Regions from separate parts of the Homo sapiens genome. Here region 2 is linked to region 1. A link is a contact called in ENCODE Hi-C or POLR2A ChIA-PET data. All regions are on one chromosome and are shown on one strand. The core of a region is the stretch at or near the end of the contact, and the rest is flanking DNA. Distances in the headings are between cores, read along the strand shown. Region 1 overlaps PTPN14 (protein tyrosine phosphatase non-receptor type 14). Region 2 has its middle 21 kb from the start of CENPF.

Region 1 (4,032 bases), core at 934-3,433:
CAGAGCCTAGGTTATAAGCTTCTGACAGTAACAAGTAGGTCTCTGCCTAAATTATATTGCAAAGTGACCAGTATAAGATGTGACCTAGAGCCACCTAATAATGAACTTAATTTCATGTTTGATGAGGATTACTCTGCGGTTGGGCACTGAAGATAAAAGAATAGAGAGAATAAGGCTGTTCCCTCCCCTACCCACCAAAGGTTTTAGCCAGGAGGCAGGATCACACTGGTGTTCAGAGCACAGGCTCTGAGTAAGGCTTCATCTGCTGAATCTCAGCTCTACCACTTCTTGACTGTGGGAAGTGGGCACATTACTTCATTTACTTATGACTCAGTTTCTCTTCTGTTATGTGAGGATACTGATATGGTCTTGGCTCTGTGTCTCCACCCAAATCTCATGTTGACTGGAAATCCCCAGTGTTGGGGGAGGGACCTGGTGGGAGGTGATTGGAACATGGGGGCAGATTTCCCTCTTGCTGTTCTTGTGACAGTGAATTCTCATGAGATCCGGTTGTTTAAAAGTATGTTGCACTTCCCCCTTTGCTCTCTCTCTCTCCTGCTGCCATGTGAAGACGTGCTTAATTCCCCTTTATCCTTCCACCATGATTGTAAGTTTCCTGAGGCCTCCCAGCCATGCTTCCTGTACAGCCTGCAGAATTATGAGTCAACTAAACCTCTTTCCTTCATAAATTACCCAGTCTCAGGTAGTTCTTTATAGCAGTGTGAGAATGGACTAACACAGATACTAACAGGACTTAGCTCACAGTGTCACTGCAAAGGCTACTTGTGTTAATACTATCAGGCTCTTAGAATAGTGCGTATACATGGTAAACACTAGACACAAGTTAGCTGTTACGATATTATTTTCAATGTTGTCACCATCACCACCTCCTCCACCACCACATCCTCCTCCTCCTCCTCTACCATCATCCCCATCTCAATTACCTGTAGGACTGAGCCTAAATGACAGTATATTGTCTGATATGTTCAAGTCTGGGGATATGACAAAGAAAGTTCTCCTGGTCTTCAATGAAAGGGTCCCAGCTGGCTTAAAGATTCATTCACTCCCACAGGCTCTGCTCTTAACTGCCCCCAAGCCAAGGAAGCACAAAGCAGTTGACAATTGCTCAATCTTGTCTAGAAGACATTTTCTCCTCCTCACTTTATGAAGGAGGTATAACTTACTCAGAAAAGCAGCAAGATCAAGACATCTGCCCTTTGGCTACTGAGATCCTGACCTTTTGTAATTAGCTGTAGCTGGAACAGACAGCTACATCCAAGGGACTGAGTGTCCTGCAGACCATAAAACGAGTGCTTTCTGAAAAACTCTATGCACCTTAAAAAGTCTCAGCTAACACTCAGTGACCAAAAGCACTGGGCCACAGGGAGGCTTCCCAGAGCAGCCTGGGACAGCTGTCCCCACTCCCCACTGCACAGCTACCAACCTCATTGTAAGTGTCTGTGTTTCATTGTTTCTGCTCAACTTTTCTGTGTTTAGAATGAGACTGAGAGGGACAAGTCCAGGAAAAAGAAAGGCCATTTCATTGACAGAATTAAAACTGCATGAATTACAGACTAAAATATAAAGTATGCTAAATCCAGAAGCTGTGGAAAGAAGGCAGGGGAGTTTGGACAGGAGAAAAATGGTCCCACAATTTAATATATATTTGTTAAAATCTTTGCTTGAAACACAAAATAAACTAAACATGGTCTACTCTTCTCCTGAAATAGGGGCTTGGATCTTACTAGCCAGGCCTGAACAGTACCAGAACAAAAGGAGAGCATTTCTCCCCGCTAACCATCTACCAATAGCAACCATGGGAAATAGGACAGATAAGACTGGCTATATTTGTGCTAGGGGAAGAGAAGTGAAAAATATGAGTCATCTTGCTATCTTTGAATATCAATGGGAACAGAAGTTCTTTTTGGGTTGACCACGTCCCAGCAAAGAATGTTCTGGCATGCAGTTGGGCACTGAGGAAATCCGCTATGTTTGGACACACCATAGAGCATTTAACCACCCTGAGCCTTCACCAAGTCCACAGGAGGCCACACTGGCCGAATCCCTTACTCCAAACTGTTCCGGATTTGATATGCTTGTCTGTGCTCTGCCAGACCAGTAACATCTGGTGTTCAGTGAGCCCCCATGTCATTGCCTCACTGAGGCTCAGCCTTTGATGGGTCTCCAAAGAGCTCAGAACAGAATAGTCTTTCGTGTCAGACAAGACAGAATGGCTTCTTGAGTTGAAAAGGGGAAGTAGGGAGCGGAGCACAGGGAATGGGGAAAGAAGTGGAGTGGCCAGGCTTACGCCTGTAATCCCATCAACTCAGGAGACCGAGGTGGAAGGACTACTTGAGCCTAGGAGTTTGAGGCCAGCCTGGGCAACATAGCAAAACCCTGTCTCAAAAAAAAGAAAAAAAGAAAAGAAAACAAGGGGGGAATTTGGTGACAAAAGTGATATGAAGGGAAGGAAAGGACGATTAGGTGGGGAAGGTGATGATGAGGCCCTCAAGCCATGCACACACTGATTCTACCTCATCTTATTTTGTCTTCCTAGCAATGGATGGATTGAGACTCAGTGGCAGGTTACTCATTGTTCTAGAGATTTCTAGAGACCTCTAGTAGTGATGGGAATAGAGAGGCAAACAATAAAAAAATCCTATGTGGGGCAAAATGGTAAAAACTCAGAGGGCAATGACATTTCTGTTATGTAGTCTCAACTGATTCCATGATGAACATTTCGCTCAAGCTTTGTTTTATGTTTTTCTAACATTGGGCTACAGTTGGGATTGCCCCTTTTCCAATTTTTAGCAGCACAAACATTCATTCCCATGGACAGACTGGAAGATTCTCAAAATTATCTTTTCATGGGCAGAGAGTTTAATGTCTAAGCTTAGCATTCGTTGTTTTCCTGGATGATTCAATATGACAAACTTCATGTAGCAATATTTAATCTGATTTTCAAACGATTCATGCTATTGAATAAATAGGTATATTATCATATAAATTCCTCCACAGAGTTGCAACAAATCATTCTGTAATTTAAAAACTACCAAACCACAAGTTTCCTTTAATTTTTCAAGCCATATAATTTGAAAACTGAGTAAGAACCAAATCTTACTCAGCGTTTGGAGGCAGAGTGAAGACAGGAAATAACTCTGGACCCAGACACAGACCTTGCTTCTGGCTTCAGTACCACTGCGTAAGAGCCACATGGCACTAGACAAATCATGTAATTATTTCTGGGCCTCAGTTTCCTCTTCTGTGAAATAGGAAGAGTGACATGTTCATGGCTCCTCTACTTGGCTGATATGGCAGGCAAAAGCCCCTTAAAACTTCTAATGTCCCACGTAGCTAGAAGGTAGAACTATTCCTTAGCTTTTGACTGCTGTTTGTCTCACCTACACAAAATTGAAAGTCTCTCAGTGTAACTCCCTAATCCTACAGCAGCAAAGGAATGCCACGCACCTTGTGTGCACAGGCTCAGCAGCACCCCACTTCTGCAGGGAGAAGGGGTAGGGTGACCCGCTGATGCAAAGACGGGGATGTTTGCGTGCTCAAAGTATCTACTCTGCTCCGCTACACCACGCAACAACCAGACTAGACAAGCAAACAACCCCTCAAACCTCACTCTGAAGAATGAAAAACATTTTCCAAGTAGACACATTTTCACCTAGCATTTAGGCCAGAACACATCCTAGAAATGCAAGATGCATCGAAACTATATGGGGTCAAATAACTCACCATGGAAAATTACCCACAATAAAACCAGGCTATCTACAAAATGCCAAAGACTTCTGGAAGTAGATGCCGCCTAAGATCACATTTTCTAAGTGTTTTCTATTGCACACCCTCATTTCTCCTGTTTTATCTGGGTATCTACACGGAGCAGTGGGAGGGCAAAAAGATAAGGAGGGCTGTAAATGTCAGAGTCAAACTAGGAACCAGGAGCCTGGAAAACTCTGGTTGGGAGACAGGAAATTAACCACTGAAAATGCAAGGGTGCAGGCAAAGGTTTGGCCAGGGTGTAGA
Region 2 (4,032 bases), core at 974-3,473, 220 kb after region 1:
GTCTCACTCTGTCACCCAGGCTGGAGTGCAGTGGTGTGAACTCGGCTCACTGAAACCTCCGCCTCCCGGGTTCAAGCGATTCTCCTGCCTCAGCCTCCTGAGTAGCTGGGATTATAGGCACATGCCACCATGCCCGGCTAATTTTTGTATTTTTAGTAGAGATGGGGTTTTATCATGTTGGCCAGGCTGGTCTCAAATTCCTGACCTAGGGTGATCTGCCTGCCTCGGACTCCCAAAGTGCTGGGATTACAGGTATAAGCCACTGCGCTCGGCCCATATTCATGTACTTTAAATAAAGTACTTTGAATAGCTGTGTTTTTTGCCAATACTCTCTTACTGAGATATTTCTACAGAGTGTATTTTTTTTTAATGTGGTCTTATCATTTTAATTTTCTTCATAAAATCGCCTACTTTTTTTTTTTGAGACAGAGTCTCACTCTGTCTTCCAGGCTGGAGTGCAGTGGCACAATCACGGCTCACTGCAGCCTTGACCTCCTGGGCTCCAGTGATCCTCCTGCCTCAGCCTCCCAAGTAGCTGGTACTACAGTTGCACACCACCACACACAACTAATTTTTATATTTTTTGTACAGTCAAAGTTTTGTCATGTTGCCCAGGCTGGTCTAGAACTCCTGGACTCAAGTGATCGGCTCACTTCGACCTCCCAAAGTGTTGAGATTATGGGCGTGAGCCATCACACCTGGCCTGTTATACTCTTTTTCAATTGACTCTACCATCTAGCTTACAATATTTTCAATTGAGAAATTACTCTTTCTTCAGGTGGTGAGGCTTATGGTAAGCTCAGAACAAATTCTGCTAAATGAAGGAAATTCTCAATATTATTCTTTTTATTTGAAATGTGTAAATATTTCAGCATAAGTATTTTCCCAGATATGATACCTCCTGTTTGCCTCCATTCAGAGTAGATGTCTTTAACTAATAGTTTTGTAAGACAAAACTTGTTAGTAAGTTGTCTCCATACTTTAAAATATTTTGTATATAGATGCTTCACAATTATTAGTTTTTGCAGTTTCATTCCATTCTGGCATAGAATACAAATTTATGAAATTGTTTTTACAAAAAGCTTCATCAAAAGATTATTCCAGAAATGTAGATATTCTAAGGCACAATTATAGAATTTCAAAATTAAACACTGTAAATGGATTAAGCTTTCCTTATTTATTCACTCAAGTCTTCCCTTGCTTTTATAGGATAAATTTTAATATCTCTTTGCTTCCAAGTTTTTGTTTTGTTTTTAGAGACAGGGTCTCACTATGTTGTCCAGGTTGGACTCGAACTTGTAGGCTCAAGAAATTCTTCTGCTTCTGCCTCTTGAACGCCTGGCACTACAGACACTCTCCCATGTCTGGCTTGGTTCCAAGTTTTGTTTTTAATAATAGCGTTTCTCTAAAAGTTTTCTAGAACATTTCTGCTTTATAGATTTCTTATTTATCAATAAACTAATTGACAATAAATATAATGTGTGCATCACCAGAATTTGTATTTATATGATCCTCACAAATTTTGTCACTGAATTTGCAATAGCAGACACAATAAAGTCAGATGAACTTTCAAAAGCTTTGAGTCACTGAATTTCATGAAAATATTGAACAATTATTGGAATTAATTAAATTTTAATTTGAAGCAGCTGGTGACACATAAAACAGAAATCATGAGCTGTTTGCAGAGTTCTGTTAATTAAACCAAATATATTAGCAGCTATTGCTTCATATTTCATGCCTGTCGAAGAAAAGCTTAAAATAACAGCTAAGGTTTGAAGTAAATTCTGGGGCCTCCTTAACATATTTATGTCTTCTAATTTTCATTACTATAGGCCCCAAGGAGGCTGATAAATGTTGGCAAATATTTTATGCACGTTATATTTCATCGTCAACTTTATTTAGAAATGAGAAATCTGCATTTGAAATTTCATTAAACATGCTTTTTTGCTTTGTTTTGTTTTTTGAGCTCTTTGTTGCTGAGAGAGTTCATCACAACATTTTTGAAAAGTGTTACCAAATGATAGGGTAAATAAATAGTTGTAGATTTACCCTATCTAGTATATGCCAAAACCATTTTAGCAGGATTGCTCACACTACTTTGTGTAAGCTTTATGGTAGGCATGCTTAGCCTCCACTTCCTGCATGTATTTCACATTCACCACGTTTCTAATTTCCCACATTTCACACTGACCCCACTGTCTGGCAGATTGGCAGCCTTGTGCCTTAATCATCTTGCAGGCCCCACCTGGGGCCAAGGCACAACTGACTCATACACCAGATGGGTGCCAGGGACAGCAGCAACAAGTATTTCTCCCACATCCTTTGGGATGAAAAGTTAGTTGTCCTAAGTCACCGTATGCAACCACACTTTGTTTTTTCAAGCCAGCATGAGATATGCCGCTATCCTTAAAATGGAGGAGTTAGTTACCTGTGCCTTAAGAAAGGTTTAAGAAAGGTGAAAGAAGTTATCACTGATAGCTCAGACTTAACCACTTGTTAAGTGTTGAACTCTGTTTATGGCACATGTATCTCACACACTACTAGGGAAGACTATGCTACAATATGGAAGTACAAAGTTGATGCAGGGCAGATGATCCCCAAATTGGGGTTCAGCCAGGATGGAATTCAAGGGCAAGCCAGCGGTAGGTATTGAAGTGGCGGAGTTACAGCTCCAGCAGTCCTGCAGCTCTGTGACTGCTCCTGCAGAGCAGGGCTGCTCCACAGGCAGTGTGCTGAGAGTAGTAGCTGAGGGCAGTTCTGAAGTCAAATTTATACCCACTTTAATTTACATGCAAACTAAGAGGCGATTAACGCAGAAATTCCTAGAAAAAGGGTGGTAACTTCTGGGTGTTGCCATGGCAATGGTAAACTGACATGGCACACTGGTGGGCATGTCTTATATGGAAAGGTGTTTCCACCCCATCCCTGTTTTAACTAGTCCTCAATTAGGTCAGGTGTCTGAGCCCTGCCTCCAGAGTCGAGTCCTACGTCCTATTTCAAAGTTATCCACTAAACCAGTCCTGGCTTATTTTAACGCAGCTAATAATAATAATCTTTTGTTAAAGCAACAACAGCAATAACTCTGGGACACATGTTAAACCAGAGAGGTGCCAGGAAAATAGAAGTCAACCAGGAAATATGTATATGTTATCTGTTGACCACACAGATGCCTGCTTCATTCATAAAATGGATTTCTGTAATCTACCCCAATACCTAGGTATGGCCTCAAATTAAACATTAAAAAAAAATTTTCCATGTTATTCTTAGGGGCACTGAAGCTGTATTCCTGATTTAGGGAATTCCTTCACTTTCATTCCAAGATGTGAAGACACGTGGTCATAGAGCTCAGGAGAATCATGCACCTTAGTCCATGGTTAATCTAACACCTGGGTCAAAACTATTATTGAAAATGAGATAGAGACAAATTGATCCTTAACTTAGTCACACGATGATAAAAACTTGCTCCTTGAGCAAACTTGTCTTGCAAGTCGCGAGGTTTATTTTGGCTGTAACATTGTCTTTTTGGAAACTTGGGCTCGTAAAAGCCACTTTTCTTGAGGATCAAGCTTCCAACCAAGAAAGGGAAAATGTAACATACATTGATTTTCACACTTTGGAAGAAATAAGCATTAGATAAGCATTTTTCCTAAGGAGCTACTGAGATTTTAAAAATATATAAATCATTTTAGTTCCTTCGTAAAAATGACTATTGCAAGAGTTATAAGAATGTGTTTTAAATTTCTGGGAAGTAATTGATTCCAGAATGATGATGTTTTCTCTTTTCAAAGTTTTTAAATTTGCTTTTCTTCCCTGATTAACTTGTGTTAATTTTTAGAAATACAGTTGACCCTTGAACAACATGGGTTTGAATGGTGTAGGTCCATTTATATGAGGGTTTTTTTTTCAATAAACATATTGAAAAAATTTTTGGAGATTTTTGACAGCTTGAAAAAACTTGCAGAGAAACCACATATTCTAAAAATATCAAAACATTAAGAAAAAGATATGTTACAAATGCATAACATATATGTA

Evidence for each region. A loop is a pair of places that touch in the nucleus more often than their neighbours do. ChIA-PET counts read pairs that join two places held with the same protein, here RNA polymerase II (POLR2A). Pooled maps may share reads with other maps.
Region 2: a loop to region 1 is called in a map of brain microvascular endothelial cell, with 3 times the contacts of the local background. The contact joins two enhancer-like sites. A Hi-C loop is called at or near these places in 3 of 168 maps with a recorded cell type or tissue (brain microvascular endothelial cell and mammary epithelial cell) and 2 of 50 pooled maps. POLR2A ChIA-PET finds 5 or more read pairs at or near these places in 4 of 52 experiments (AG04449, MCF 10A, PC-9 and 1 more).

Annotation. Positions count from the first base shown.
Region 1 is chr1:214,360,433-214,364,464 of GRCh38, forward strand. All of the region lies in intron 18 of PTPN14 (protein tyrosine phosphatase non-receptor type 14), which reads right to left. Among named protein-coding and RNA genes, the nearest start is that of SMYD2, 81 kb to the left of the region's middle. Within about 2 kb of position 2,184, at least 8 of the 41 ENCODE cell types and tissues checked have a DNase peak (open chromatin) inside an H3K27ac peak, as active enhancers do.
Region 2 is chr1:214,579,793-214,583,824 of GRCh38, forward strand. No RefSeq gene overlaps it. Among named protein-coding and RNA genes, the nearest start is that of CENPF, 21 kb to the right of the region's middle. Within about 2 kb of position 2,224, at least 6 of the 41 ENCODE cell types and tissues checked have a DNase peak (open chromatin) inside an H3K27ac peak, as active enhancers do.